Regions from separate parts of the Homo sapiens genome. Here regions 1, 2, 4 and 5 are each linked to region 3. A link is a contact called in ENCODE Hi-C or POLR2A ChIA-PET data. All regions are on one chromosome and are shown on one strand. The core of a region is the stretch at or near the end of the contact, and the rest is flanking DNA. Distances in the headings are between cores, read along the strand shown.

The links. Hi-C counts contacts between places; a loop is a spot of excess contacts on that map. ChIA-PET counts read pairs that join two places held with the same protein, here RNA polymerase II (POLR2A). Pooled maps may share reads with other maps.
Region 1: a loop to region 3 is called in a pooled map, with 4 times the contacts of the local background. The contact joins the enhancer-like site here to the promoter of LMTK3 in region 3. A Hi-C loop is called at or near these places in 6 of 50 pooled maps. POLR2A ChIA-PET finds 5 or more read pairs at or near these places in 2 of 52 experiments (WTC11 and naive thymus-derived CD4-positive, alpha-beta T cell).
Region 2: a loop to region 3 is called in a pooled map, with 3 times the contacts of the local background. The contact joins the promoter of BAX here to the promoter of LMTK3 in region 3. A Hi-C loop is called at or near these places in 2 of 168 maps with a recorded cell type or tissue (CD8-positive, alpha-beta T cell and naive thymus-derived CD4-positive, alpha-beta T cell) and 6 of 50 pooled maps. POLR2A ChIA-PET finds 5 or more read pairs at or near these places in 1 of 52 experiments (activated B cell).
Region 4: a map of CD8-positive, alpha-beta T cell shows a loop between it and region 3 (4-fold over the local background). The contact joins the promoter of GYS1 here to the promoter of LMTK3 in region 3. A Hi-C loop is called at or near these places in 2 of 168 maps with a recorded cell type or tissue (CD8-positive, alpha-beta T cell and naive thymus-derived CD4-positive, alpha-beta T cell) and 7 of 50 pooled maps. POLR2A ChIA-PET finds 5 or more read pairs at or near these places in 2 of 52 experiments (Caco-2 and Panc1).
Region 5: a pooled map shows a loop between it and region 3 (6-fold over the local background). The contact joins the promoter of NUCB1 here to the promoter of LMTK3 in region 3. A Hi-C loop is called at or near these places in 5 of 50 pooled maps. POLR2A ChIA-PET finds 5 or more read pairs at or near these places in 4 of 52 experiments (B cell, WTC11 and activated CD4-positive, alpha-beta T cell).

Annotation. Positions count from the first base shown.
Region 1 is chr19:48,794,065-48,796,764 of GRCh38, forward strand. BCAT2 (branched chain amino acid transaminase 2) reads right to left here. Exons shown (of 11, transcript NM_001190.4): 9 at 2,514-2,654; 10 at 2,364-2,438; 11 at 1,000-1,400. The coding sequence ends at 1,362. Among named protein-coding and RNA genes, the nearest start is that of BCAT2, 16 kb to the right of the region's middle. RefSeq lists enhancers at 1,169-1,238, 1,279-1,458, 2,056-2,691. Within about 2 kb of position 1,432, at least 36 of the 41 ENCODE cell types and tissues checked have a DNase peak (open chromatin) inside an H3K27ac peak, as active enhancers do.
Region 2 is chr19:48,953,568-48,956,267 of GRCh38, forward strand. It overlaps BAX (BCL2 associated X, apoptosis regulator), which reads left to right and starts at 1,308. Exons shown (of 6, transcript NM_138761.4): 1 at 1,308-1,395; 2 at 1,981-2,032; 3 at 2,120-2,266; 4 at 2,631-2,700. The coding sequence starts at 1,362. RefSeq lists enhancers at 987-1,555, 1,556-2,123, 1,573-1,782 and a silencer at 1,303-1,452.
Region 3 is chr19:48,510,367-48,513,089 of GRCh38, forward strand. LMTK3 (lemur tyrosine kinase 3) reads right to left here and starts at 1,469. Exons shown (of 15, transcript NM_001388485.1): 1 at 1,135-1,469; 2 at 93-226. The coding sequence starts at 1,210.
Region 4 is chr19:48,991,891-48,994,590 of GRCh38, forward strand. GYS1 (glycogen synthase 1) reads right to left here and starts at 1,419. Exons shown (of 16, transcript NM_002103.5): 1 at 1,105-1,419. The coding sequence starts at 1,222. RUVBL2 (RuvB like AAA ATPase 2) reads left to right here and starts at 1,997. Exons shown (of 15, transcript NM_006666.3): 1 at 1,997-2,033. The coding sequence starts at 2,022. RefSeq lists enhancers at 976-1,115, 1,806-1,895 and a silencer at 1,326-1,685.
Region 5 is chr19:48,898,993-48,901,692 of GRCh38, forward strand. NUCB1 (nucleobindin 1) reads left to right here and starts at 1,320. Exons shown (of 13, transcript NM_006184.6): 1 at 1,320-1,380; 2 at 1,794-1,939. The coding sequence starts at 1,805. RefSeq lists a cis regulatory region at 1-496.

The sequences.
Region 1 (2,700 bases), core at 182-2,681, 280 kb after region 3:
ATTCTCCTGCCTCAGCCTCTCAAGTAGATGGGATTACAGGCACCCTCCACCACGTCCAGCTGGTTTTTTTGTATTTTTAGTAGAGATGGGGTTTCACCATGTTGGCCAGGCTGCTCTTGAACTCCTGACTTCAGGTGATCCGCCCACCTTGGCCTCCCAAAGTGCTGGGATTACGGGCATGAGCCACAGTGCCTGGCCTTTTTTTCAAGACAGTCTTGCTCTGTCACCCAGGCTGGAGTGTAGTGGCACAATCACAGCTCACTGCAGCCTCAACCTCCCGGGCTCAGGCAATCCTCCCACCTCAGCCTCTGGAGTAGCTGGGACTATACTCACATGCCACCTCACCTGGTTAATTTTCTGTATTTTCTGTACAGATGGGATCTCACTGTGTTGCCCAGCCTGGTCTCAAGCAATCCTCCCGCCTCAGCCTCCCACAGTGCTGGAATTGCAGGTGGGAGTCACCATACCCAGTCTAAACTCTTCCACGTTTAATCCCTCCAGCAGGTGAGAGTATCGTGCCTCACTCCACACCCACTAGGGTCCCGTGACTACAGTCCTGGCTGAGGGCACTGGGCCACGTCTGGGTGTAGAAAAGACCCTTTGGGCCAGGTAGCAGACTGCAGGCTGGAACAAGGGTGCCAGTAGAAGACAGCAGCTGAGCTGAGGCCAGGGCCTAGGGGACAAAGAGGCGGGGGAACGGACAGCAGAGTCGGGGGCAGGAGGAACAGGGATCGGGGCCTCGTGGGCTTTGAGAGAAAAGGATGCAGCACCTAGGGGTCCGGCCTAGAGACTGGGAGACGGGAAAGTAGGGGAGGAGCTGGTTGGTGGGGGGCAGATAGTAAGTTCAGTGCCGGAGACATGAAATGCTCCCCCAGGTTGGAGAAACCATCAGAACACTGGGGGCTCGGATGACTGAGTCCTTCAGAATAAAATGGGCTGAGGAAGCAGGATTCCTGGGTTAAAGCCCCAGAGTCACGTCACTGAAGAAGCCCGACAATGTGTGTTCTTTGGCATTTTATTTCAAAATTGCAGCAAAGACAGAGAAAAAAAAATCAACGGCAGCACCAGGGGTCTGGCCTGAGAACGGAGAGATCCGGAATCGGGGCCAAGGTGTATCCTTGACCGCACGACAAGGAGTAATGGGCGGACCTGAACCCGCGACGAGGGGCTGGGGGCCAAGATGCCTGGGTCGGCCCTTACGGCTTTGGGAGTGTCGCAACCACATGGGGGCGCCAGAGACCCAGACGCCGCCCGCTGGCCTTTTATTTCGTATTGCACTTCAGGTGAGTCATTGGTAGGGAGGCGAGTGCTGGCGTGACGAGATGCTACGGGTCGGTGGATCTGGAGCACAGCCTGCAGCTTCACACCGGGAACATCCACTCGTGGGCTCTGATTCCGTACTGCGGAACAACGGAGGCAGTGCGTGAGGTGGAAGCTGCACTACAACTCCCAGTAGGCCCTGGGGTGTTCCAGGCCGAGTGCCTACGGAGCTGTGCCCCAGCGGCTCACGGGAAATGTAGTCCACTTCCCAGAGGGCCCCAACAATGATGGGAACGGGGAATCAAGGCTAAGGCGGCGCAGAGGCTTCCGGGAGATGTAGTTCTGAAGACAGGAATTATGGCCAGGCCTCTAAGGCTCTTGGAAAAAGTCACTTTCAGCTCAGAAAGCCCAGATAGTCAGAGGATGTGTAGTTCTAGGTCCTGATGCACAAAAGTTTACAGAAATGTAGCTCTAGGTCTGGGAAAGGAGCCCAGAGATTCTTGGGAAAGAGATCTTGGCCCAGAAGATGGGAATACCCCCAGAGATTTATGGGATTAAACAGTCTGGTGCCAGAGAGGGGCCAAGGTCCAGAGGCTCATGGGAGGAAGCTTTCTCCGGCCAAAGGGATAGCCCAGGGCTCCAGGGAATCTTGGGAGGCCAACCTCTGAGATGGCCAGAGGGCTGGCTAAGGTCTCAGTGATTCATGGAAAGGGCCTTTCTCCCACCAGGGCACCCGGGGCAGCAGAGGATCACAGGGAGGGAGTTTCTCCCACCAGGGCACCCAGGGGCCTCAGAGGCCCACGGAGAGGGGGTTTCTCCTACCAGGGCACCCAGGAGCCGCAGAGGATCACAGGAAGGGGTTTCCAAAGCTGAAGACATATCCAGGGCTCCGGGAGCTCCCAGGAAAGGGTGATTTAGCCCCAAGGGGTTTTCCAGGCCACAGAGCAGCACAGAAAGCCCACTCTCCAGGGCCTCAATAAGAAAGGCCATTATCTGTTCCTGGTACTACTGAAGGAGGCTGGCTGTTAGTCCAGGGGCTCATGGGACACCAACTTCTCCAGGGAACAAGCTCCCAGCCCATTCCCCAGCTCCCTGCAGCTCACCTGGATCTCCTTCAGCTCCTTCTGGAAGCGGAGGATCAGCTCAGGCCCATTTTCCATGGTGGGAATGTGGAGGTTCTGGGACAGAAGGTGCGGTGAGGACCAAGCCCCTCCCCTCCTTCCCTCCCACCCACAATGGCAGCCCCGCCTCACCCTGTCTTTGTACAGGATTCGGTGCACTGGGCAGACCTGGCAAGCGGTGCCCGAGCCAAAGACTTCCCGCACGCGGCCCTCCTCCAGGGCCCGCAGCAACTGCTTCATGGTGATCGTGCGCTCCACCACCCGGAACTCACCCTGCAGGGCAGTTGGCAGAGACACGTGTCCCCAGAGGGTTGCCCTG
Region 2 (2,700 bases), core at 58-2,557, 440 kb after region 3:
GCTCACGCCTGTAATCCCAGCACTTTGGGAGGCCGAGGCAGGTGGATCACTTGAGGTCAGGAGCTTGAGACCAGCCTGACCAACATAGTGAAACCCCATCTTTACTAAAAATACAAAATTAGCTGGGCGTGGTGTCGCATGCCTGCAATTCCAGCTACTTGGGAGGCTGAGGCAGGAGAATTGCTTGAACCCGGAGGCAGAGGTTGCAGTAAGCCGAGATCGTGCCATTGCACTCCATCCTGGGCAACAAGAGCAAAACTCCGTCTCAAAATAATAATAATAATAATAATAATAATAATAATAATAATGTGTATACCCATGTAAACACCATTCAGATAAAAATATGGCATATTTGGGGCACCCGGGGAGTGTCTCTTGTGGCCCCTCCCCTCCATACCCTGCTGATCTATCAGCACAGATTAGTTTCTGCCACTTTTTAAACTTCATATTCCTTTTCTTTTTACACAAACACAAACATTCGAGTCATGACTGGGTGGGGTGGCTCAAGCCTGTAATCTCAGCACTTTGGGAGGCCAAGGTGCGAGGATCGCTTGAGTCTGGGAGTTCAGAGACCAGCCTGGGCAACATAGAGAGACCTCATCTCCACATAAAAAGTTTTAAAAATTAACCAGGGGCGGTGTAGTCCCAGCTACTCAGGAGGCTGAGGTGGGAGGCTTCAGCCCGGGAATTCCAGACTGCAGTGAGCCATGATTGGGCCACTGCACTCCAGCCTGGGCAACACAGTGAGACCCTGTCTCAAAAAAAAAAAAAAAAAAAACAGGAAAAAACAAACAAACAGAAAAGCAGGCCTGGCGCGGTAGCTCATGCCTGTAATCCCAGCGCTTTGGAAGGCTGAGACGGGGTTATCTCTTGGGCTCACAAGTTAGAGACAAGCCTGGGCGTGGGCTATATTGCTAGATCCAGGTCTCTGCAAAAAACAAAACCACTCAGTTTTTAGTCATCTATAACGTCCTGCCTGGAAGCATGCTATTTTGGGCCTCTGAGCTTTTGCACTTGCTAATTCCTTCTGCGCTGGGGAGAGCTCAAACCCTGCCCGAAACTTCTAAAAATGGTGCCTGGATAAATGAAGGCATTAGAGCTGCGATTGGACGGACGGCTGTTGGACGGCGCCACTGCTGGCACTTATCGGGAGATGCTCATTGGACAGTCACGTGACGGGACCAAACCTCCCGAGGGAGCGAGGCAGGTGCGGTCACGTGACCCGGCGGCGCTGCGGGGCAGCGGCCATTTTGCGGGGCGGCCACGTGAAGGACGCACGTTCAGCGGGGCTCTCACGTGACCCGGGCGCGCTGCGGCCGCCCGCGCGGACCCGGCGAGAGGCGGCGGCGGGAGCGGCGGTGATGGACGGGTCCGGGGAGCAGCCCAGAGGCGGGGGTGAGGCGGGAGGCAGACGGGCGGGAGGAGGGCGAGCCCCCTCGCCGGCCCGTCCGGGATCCTTCCTACCGGCCTGGGGCTGTGCGATCTCCAAGCACTGAGGGGCAGAAACTCCCGGATCGGGCGCTGCCAGCCTCCAGTCCCCTCCGTCCTCGGAGGTTCCTGGCTCTCTGATCCCCGTGTCCCGATCCCTGCCTCTCTGGCGCTCTCGGACCCTCGAGAACCAGGGGATCTCGGAAGCCAAGCCCCCGGGCAGGCCCGGGCTTGTCGCCCGCACCACTTCCTGCCTCTGGCACTGGTGGGAGGGGCGGGTCTCGCCTCTGCCCCCTCAGGCCAGGGGTCTGGATGCATATAGCGTTCCCCTAGCCTCTTTCCCCGGGGAGAATGTAGGATACAGGCCCAGCCTCCTGGCCTTTCTCCATCAGGGACTCAGTTGTCTGGGCCCCCCCGTCACTTTATCTGCTAGGGTCCCAGAAGTCCAGGGTCCCCAGCTCTGTCCTCCCTCAGGGGCCGTGAGTCTCCACAGTCTCCTGATCCCCTAGAACCCAAGAGTCCAGGTACCTCTTCCCTTCCTTTCTCCTCTAGGGCCCACCAGCTCTGAGCAGATCATGAAGACAGGGGCCCTTTTGCTTCAGGGGTGAGTTTGAGGTCTGATTATTGTGGCACAGATTTGAGGAGTGACACCCCGTTCTGATTCTGCACCCTCACTCCATCCCCACTCTAGTTTCATCCAGGATCGAGCAGGGCGAATGGGGGGGGAGGCACCCGAGCTGGCCCTGGACCCGGTGCCTCAGGATGCGTCCACCAAGAAGCTGAGCGAGTGTCTCAAGCGCATCGGGGACGAACTGGACAGTAACATGGAGCTGCAGAGGTGTGGGCCCCTGAGGACCCAGAAGTCCAGCCACTGGGCTCCTTCAGGACACAGGACTCTCAGCCCCGCATTCTCCTCCTCCCCTAAGAACTAGGAGTCTGGGCCCCACAACTCAGCGCAAACATTCCGGACTCCCAGCCCTCCTCTCTGCCAGGATCTTAAAACCCTCCTTCAGGGAGTCATTTTTCCCACCTTCCTAAATGTCTGTCTTGTCCCCTTCCCTTGTCCCCCGTTGGCCTGTTGCTTTTCATTTCAGCCTGGCTTGGGGCTCAGTCTCCTTATCTTTAGTGTGCGGTGGATGCGGGAATTTTCCACCATCAGCCTGATGCCTGCTCCCCGGCACTGGTTCTCCTCTCTCCTGCAGGATGATTGCCGCCGTGGACACAGACTCCCCCCGAGAGGTCTTTTTCCGAGTGGCAGCTGACATGTTTTCT
Region 3 (2,723 bases), core at 219-2,718:
ACTGCCCCCTTCTCCCCACCAACCACCTGTGTAGGGGGTAAAGGCCTTGCTGGAGTCTTCCTCCCCAAGTTGAATCCCCTCATGCACCTCACCTTGAAGCCGACATCGCCCCGTTTGCAGCACAGACAGGTGAGGAGGAGGAAGATGAAGGCCAGCAGGCCGGAGCAGGAAATGAGGACCACAGCGTAGGGAGGAGCCAGAGGAGCCCGGCCCAGGGCGAATCCATCTGTGGGCACAGGGCTGGGCTGGGGTCCCAGCTTCAAGTCCCTGGATACCGGAATCATGCCCCCTCCCGTCCCGGCACGTCTTGGACTACAACTCCCGTGATGCTCTGCGACCAGGGTCCCTTGGCAGAGGTGCAGAGTGGCCCAAGGCATTGTGGGAGTTGTAGTTTGGGGCCTTCCCAAGTGGTTGGATTGGGGGTGGGGTCTCTCTTCTCGTCCCAAACTGGGACCCCCGCCACCTCATCCCACCCCATCCCCTCACCCCAGGCTTGGATGAATTCCAATGAGGGTTGAAGGAAAGAGGAGTGATAGTGAAGTCTGGAGCTTGCAGAATTTAAAATACGCTCCCGTGGACAGCCTCATTACCCCTCGTTGGGGAGGAGGACTAGCTCTCAGCTGCAGGCTGGGAGAAGATTCTTGCCCCATGCTGGAACCCCCCAGTTTGTGGGGTTGAGATCTGTCTCTTTTAGGGACGCTTGGCGCACACCGATGTTCTCTATCCCCAGCCCAAGACCCAGAGAAGGGAACTCCGCAAGCCCTGGGTCTCTCCAGAAGCCAGAGACAGCCTCCCGTGTTGTGTCCCCCTTAGAAATAGTATTCCTGTCCTCTGCCCCCAATTCTCCCAGAGGCCCTGTCCTTCCCCTTCTTCCTGCACACACCAGCACAAACACATGCGTGCACGCATACACACATGTTGCCCAAACGGAGCCCCCTCCCCACCCAGCCCCCAGCCTCCCTCCCACAGGCCCTGCTGACAGAGGCACCGTCCCCGCCGCTCCGGGCCCTGCTGGGCTGCGGGAAGACGCGCACCAGGTGACGGGGCAGGACCCGCAGACAGACCCCTGGGCAGACAGCGAGGCCGCCGCGGGGGTGGGGGCCACCGGACAGACTGATGGCCCGACAGACTCACCGGGGTGGGCCGGGGACGCCAGGCAGCCGGAGGCGGAGACGGCCGCAAGGAGGATGAGGGCGCCGGGGGCAGGCATCTTGTCGAGGATGGCAGGGAGGTGGAGGTGGTGGCGGCTGGGGAGGAGGGGGGGGCGGGCCCTCAGCCCCCAGCCATGGGGACCCGCGCGACCCTGGCCTCCTCCCGGCCCAGGAGAGGGGCAGGAGACGCAGGACAGGGGGAGGGAGGGGCTGCTTGCTGGCTCAGGTACCCCCCTCCCCCTCTTTGAAGGGACAGACGGATGAAGGGATGGAGAGGCGGACAGAGGAGAGATGCTGGGGAGCCGGGGTTGCTGGGGTGGGGGGGAGAGGGTAGGATGGGGGGGGCGAGAAAGAGGGCCCCGCCCCCGAGGGCAGCCAGGATTGGGGGAGCAGAGAGCCTGTCACAGGAAGGGTGGGAGGAGGGAGGATGGAGCGTCGTCATGGCAACTGGCTCCCCCGTAGCATTGGCTGCCAGGAGGGAGGGGAGGAAATGGGAGGGGGAGGGACAGACAGGGACCGGCACACACTTGCAGCGGGGGTGGGGGGGCAGGGCCCACGGGTGCCTGGCCCGGACACCGCTGTGACATGCCACCAGCATGGACACATGTGCTACACGCTAAGATGCAGATGTCAGGCACGCGCAGCCCACACACAGCTGACACACGTCGCAGGGACCCTCATAGACAAGCGCATCACATACAAAGGTGGACAGCCATCAGCAGACGGGGACACGTACACGTCACACACAAAGACGCAGGGACCGCACTGGAAACGCACAGGCAGGCCAGCTTCCAGCACAGATGCACCCGGCCACGCAGGAACGTCAAAGCATCACAAAGACCCACACATGCCCCGGACAAAGTAAAGCCCCAGATCCACAGACGCACACGCCACAGACAAAGATCCCCACGGACACCACTGTGACATGCTGACACTCATAGTCACAGCCACGCAGACAGTCCCTAGACAAATGGGCAACAAAGAATACCCACAGACACAAGTATCACATACATGCACGTCACACAGACATGCACAGACAGCAATTGCACAGACACACGCAGACACACACATCACATGAACTAACATAGACACGGACACAGCAGCTACACAGAGACAGGCACATCACATACATGAGTACACAGAAACATAATACATGCATGTATACGGACACGTAACATGCATCACTCACACGGACACAAGCTTCACTCACATGGATACACACAGACACACTACATACACATGCATGCGGGCACACACAACTCATACATACAGGGCTACATAAATCACATGCAAAAATACACATAAATACACCACACACTGATACATACAGACACATATAACATGCACATATACACAGTCACACATACATAAGCACAGACATAGGCACACAGATCAAATACACAGACACACAGAGTTGCACACATCACATACCTAAACAGACATGGACACACACATCACAAATACACACACCTTTCACACAAGGTTACAAAGACACAGAACCCCACCACAGTCACACATCACATACATAAACACACACTGGCACACATAACACATACAAAGAGTCACACACCC
Region 4 (2,700 bases), core at 169-2,668, 480 kb after region 3:
AATCGCAGCCAGGCTCCAAAACCCAGTGAGGGAGACCCCCTCATGGCCAATCCAGCTTCTCACCATTGCCCAAGAGAAGCCTGCATGGTCATTCCCTGCCCCCAGGGACCTTGCTGACCTGCCTCCCAATTTCCTCTCCCTGACTAGGGACACCAGCATGCAGGGCTCTGCCTCTCCCATGACCCTATCCCAGACCCAGGAGCCCCAGCCCCCAGCCTCCTCCCATCCTGGAGCCCAGGCCCTGGCGATACCCGGCTGGGTGTTCACGGGCCCCCTCTCCTCCTGGGAGACACAGTCCCTTTCTCCTCCAAGACCCAGCAAAGCAACCCCCCAGACCCTGCTCTTTGAGGTGTGAGATTGGCTTGTTCCTGGGGATTTCAGCCCCAGCCTTCTCCAAGGCCAGAACCTCAGCTTTCTGAAGCCCAAGACACAGAAATGCAGGCTCCTAGCCCCTCCCATCCTAGGGCCCAGCCTCTGACTAACTTAGGACTTCCCAGCCTTCCCCTATTCCAGTACGCATGTGTCCCAGGCCATGGGCTCCTCTACTCCTAGGAACTAATAGCTCAGGCCCTCAGCTCCTTCAAAGCCCAGGCATTCATTACAGTCTCCAGCCCGTCCCATCTTTATTCTTAAGCAGCCAGATCCTCAGGTCCTCCCACCGCCGCTCAGGCCTCCTATCTCCCAGTCAGCTCTCTCTCAAATCTGGAGTTTTATCCCCTAGACCATGCTGTTAGGGTCATAGGTCTGAAACCCCGGCAGCTTCCCAGGTTTGCACGCAGAAATCCCATCCCCCCATCCCCTTCCCTGTTCAGGACCCAGGTATCTAGTCTCTCGGAAGCCTGCCTCCAGGACCTAGGAGTCTCATTTTAGCGCCCTCTTCCCTAGGACCCAGAACCCGGGCTTCCAGCCTCCTTTCATCTTAAGTCAAACGAACCATCCCTCTCCCACCCACCTCCGGCTTCCCAGCCCCTCCTCAAGGACACAGCCTCCTTGCCCAGGTCACAAGGGTTCCCCTAGTAGCCCCGTCCTCCTACAACTCAGAGTTCCGGGCCCCCATCCACTACTGTCCTTCTCGTCAAGGGCCCCGACGCCTGGCGTGCTCACCCTTGTTAGCCACCTCCCAGGCCACTTCGAAGAGCACTGCGTTCTCCAGGTCGAATTCATCCTCCCAGTCCTCCAGTCCTGGCAGTGAGGACATGGACAAAGTGCGGTTTAAAGGCATGGCTGGCGCAGGAAGGGGGGCTCCGGGGATCTCCAGGTAGGGACCCCGGAGGTGTCTAGGGAATGCACCAGGTAGGGTGCGGGGCCGAGTAGCTGGTGCCCGACGGGAAGCTTGCAAGACGCTCGGCTTCCTATTGCAAGACCGCACCCCTGCCCCGAAGCGTTGGGACCTAGGCAGAAGGAGGCCGCAGCGTCACTGAGCCCACTGGCGCCCCTGCAGTGAAACCTCGCAGCCGCCAGGAGGCGGTGGCCGCCCCCCCCAGCCAGCGCCATTGGCCCACGCCCGGGGGCGGGGATTTCCGCGTGTCCTCATTGGTGGAACGGGTTGGAGTCGCTGTGTCCCGGCCCCGCCTCGGCCGTGAGACCTCCAGGGGGCGGAGCTTGCCGCTGCGCTTTACGGAAACGAGTGGCCTTCAGCTCTGTCAATCTGGAGCTGGAGGCCTCAAAGTGGGGAGGAGGAGGAGGGTGGGATAAAGAGGAAAGGAGCGTGGAGGACGTGTGGTTACTCAAAGAACAGCTAAGAATTTTGCAATCGGCCTGAGCGGGGCGGTGGTGGGGCTGAGCAAAAGGAGGAGGAGCCAGGAGACATTGGGAATGGACCCAGGAGTTCCGGACGCCCGTCTTCCAGCGCAGCCTCGGTGGGAGGGCGGGGCATAAAGTCCCGCCACGCCCCCACAATATTTACATATTTATGAGGAACCATCGAGATCTTTGAAGAACCAGCTAGCCTAGAGGAGCCAGAACATCTCGCTCCTCGCGCGTTTCCGTTTCCGCTAGGACTCTGGCAGTTGGTGAGCATCATGGCAACCGTTGTAAGTGTGGGTGCATGGAGGGTGAGGAGCGAGCTAGCAGTCTCGAGTTTGAGAGAGGAGGATGCTGGAGGCCCTGACTCCTGGGTCTGAGGGAGGGGGGATCTGGGGGTTCAGACTCCTGGGTCTGAAAGAGGAGGAAGCTCGGCCACCCAGATCTGGGGGAGAAGGGGACATGGGGGCTGGACTTCTGGATCTGAGGCGGGGAGGGGGCTGGGATCCCAGAATCTCGGGTCTGGCCCCATCATGCTATAGGAACTCCAACTTTCAAAATCATCTTGGCGCAACGGCCGGTTCCGCAGTCCTTGGCGCCAGTGTGTGATGAGGAGGGTTGTAGGACCTTGCGCTTCGAGCCATTTGGGAGCCTTGGATTGTTAGTGGTGCCAATGGCACTTGAGTTCCAAGCTGGAAGCACAGGCAGGTACCTGTTCAGTGTGTCTGAGAGCGCGAGGGCGCCTAGTGAGCCTTTAGTGGGAAGAAATTGTCGAGGAACAAGAGAGTCTTAGTGGAGAGGACTGAAGGATTAGGGACCCAGAAATCGGGATCTTGTCATGCTACCGTTTTGGCCATTTTCATATTTCCAGTATTTCACACGGGCTACGTCTCAGTGTAAATGCTCAATAAATTATCACTTGAATATTTGAATGAATGAATACATGTGAATGAAGGA
Region 5 (2,700 bases), core at 70-2,569, 390 kb after region 3:
CGTTGTGGCGGGCGGGCGCCTGTAGTCCCAGCTACTCGGGAGGCTGAGGCAGGAGAATGGCGTGAACCCGGGAGGCGGAGCTCGCAGTGAGCTGAGATCGCGCCACTGCACTCCAGCCTGTGTGACAGAGGTAGACACCGTCTCAAAAAAAAAAAAAAAAAGAGAGAGAGAGAGCGGGAGACCAGAGACCTCGCGGCCTCACTGTACACATCTCGCTTACAAGAAACTTAAAAGAGGCGGGGCGCAGTGGCTCACGCCTGTAATCCCAGCACTTTGGGAGGCGGAGACGGGGAGGCAAGATTGCTTGAGTCCAGGAGATCCAGATCCAGACCAGCAACACAGAGATTTTTTTTTTTTTTTGAGACGTAGTCTCACTCTGTCGCCCAGGCTGGAGTGCAGTGGCGCGATCTCGGCTCACTGCAACCTCCGCCTCCCGGGTTTAAGAGATTGTCCTGCCTCAGCTTCCTGAGTAGCTGGGATTACAGGCATGCGCAACCACGCCTGGCTAATTTGTATTTTTAGTGGAGGCGAGGTTTCTCCATGTTGGCCAGGCTGGTCTCAAACCCTTGACCTCAGGTGATCTGCCTGCCTCAGCCTCCCAAAGTGCTGGGATTACAGGAGTGAACCCCCAAGCCCGGCTTGACATCCGTCTCTTTAAAAAACAACAACAACAAAGTGTGAGAAGTGTGAAAGACAGAACGTTAAAAAAAAAAAAAGGCTAAAAAAGAATTAAAGATTTAAATATTTGTATTAAAAATTTAAAAAATATACATTAGCCAGGCATGGTAGTGTGGCCTGTGGTCCCATCTACTTGGGAGGCTGACGCGGGAGGATTGCTTGGGCCTGGGAGGTAGAGGCTGCAGTGAGAAGTGATTGCGCCACTGCACTCCAACCTGGGTGACAGAGCAAACCCTGTCTCGAATAATAAGAAGAAGAAGAAAGAAACTCATAAGAAAGGCTATGCAATTGCTACCGCGCTATAACTTCCAGGCACTTCGTGGGGCGAAAATAAATGGGAAAACTACAGCTCCCATGAGGCGAAGGGGCCACGATGCCCGCGGAAGTTATTTTTCCCCCGGCCGGCAGGGAGTTGTAGTTATCTTTGAAAGCCTTCTCTCTCTTTTGGCATAGGCGGGAAATGTGGCGTCAAGAGGCTGGGATTCCGAGAAAGAAGCGAGGCTTTCACGAAAATGCGAGCGGCTTCGGCAAGGGGCGGGGCCGCTGGACGTGGATGAAAGCTACAGAGCCAGCGTGGACCAATCAGACCTCTTTGGGGCGGGGCCTCTGTGGATAAGTGGGCGTGGTCTAGGGGGGAAGTCACCAAGAACGCACCGGAGGTCCTTGCCCGCCCTGGAAAACGCCCTCTGCGGTGAAGGAGAGGTGAGAGGCCAGGGTTCCCATACTCTTGGGTCCTAGGGAGGATGGGGGCCAGAGGGCTGGAAAACTGGGTCCCGGAGGAGGATGCACTGGGTGCCAGTACTTTAGGTCCTGGGAAAAGAGGAGGCTGGGACCCTGGACTCTTGGGTCTGGGGGAGGAGGCGGCCGAGATCCCGGATTCCTGAGTGTGAGAGAGGAGCGTGTTGGGAGCCAGGACCCCTGGGTCTGAGGGCCCAGACTCCTGTGTCGGAGGAAGGGAAGGCCGGAGGCCTGGAATCCTGGGGCCTGGGTAACAAAATGCTTGTGTCTTGATTCTTGGAAGTGGGGGCGGCGCTGGGGGCCCGAACTCCTGGTTCCAGGGGAGGAAGAGGCTTGGGACAGACATTATGCATTATCCAGCCCTCCATCCCCCACAGACCACACTGCCATGCCTCCCTCTGGGCCCCGAGGAACCCTCCTTCTGTTGCCGCTGCTGCTGCTGCTCCTGCTTCGCGCCGTGCTGGCTGTCCCCCTGGAGCGAGGGGCGCCCAACAAGGAGGAGACCCCTGCGACTGAGAGTCCCGTGAGTGGCCCTGCCCTGCTATCCAGCCAGGTGTTTGCAGTGGTACTACAGCTCCTGCAGACCCCGGTGCCCGTAGGGCGGATGCTCCAGTGACTTCCTGGCCCTACAGTTGTAGCTTGTTTTTTGCCCACCATTCCTCCCAGCAGCAGGGGTTTGACTTGGTGAAAAACTGGAGGTCCCTGACTCTGAGGTGTGGAAAATCTGCATCACGCCCCAACTAAACGTCTGTTTTTTTAAGATTCTCTCCACCCAAGAAGGAATTTGAAAACAAACAAACAAAACTACATTTCCCAGTAGCACCATGTTGCTAGTTCCCAGTAGCAGTTGATGTTGGCTAGCTGGGGTATTCTGACTTCATGGTGCTCTTGGGAGTTGTAGTTTAAATTACAGAAGGGCGGGTGAACTGCTTGTTTATTAATTCCTACATGTGTTTATCAAACCCAATAAAAGCTTTGGTCTTAAGGGATTTGGAACTTTGGAGATCCTGAAGGTCAGTGAGTGTCTTGTGGTCCGAATCTTCCTATAGCTCCCCATAAGGATAGGCTGGTCAGGCCAGGCGCAGTGGCTCATGCCTGTAATCCTAGCACTTTGGGAGGCCGAGACAGGCGGATCACTTGAGGTCAGGAGTTCAAGACCAGCCTGGCCAACATGGCAAAACCCCATCTCTACCAAAAATGCAGAAATTAGCTGGGCGTGGTGGCTCACGCCTATAATCCCAGCTACTCTGGGAGGCTGAGGCACGAATTCTCGTGCTGGAACCA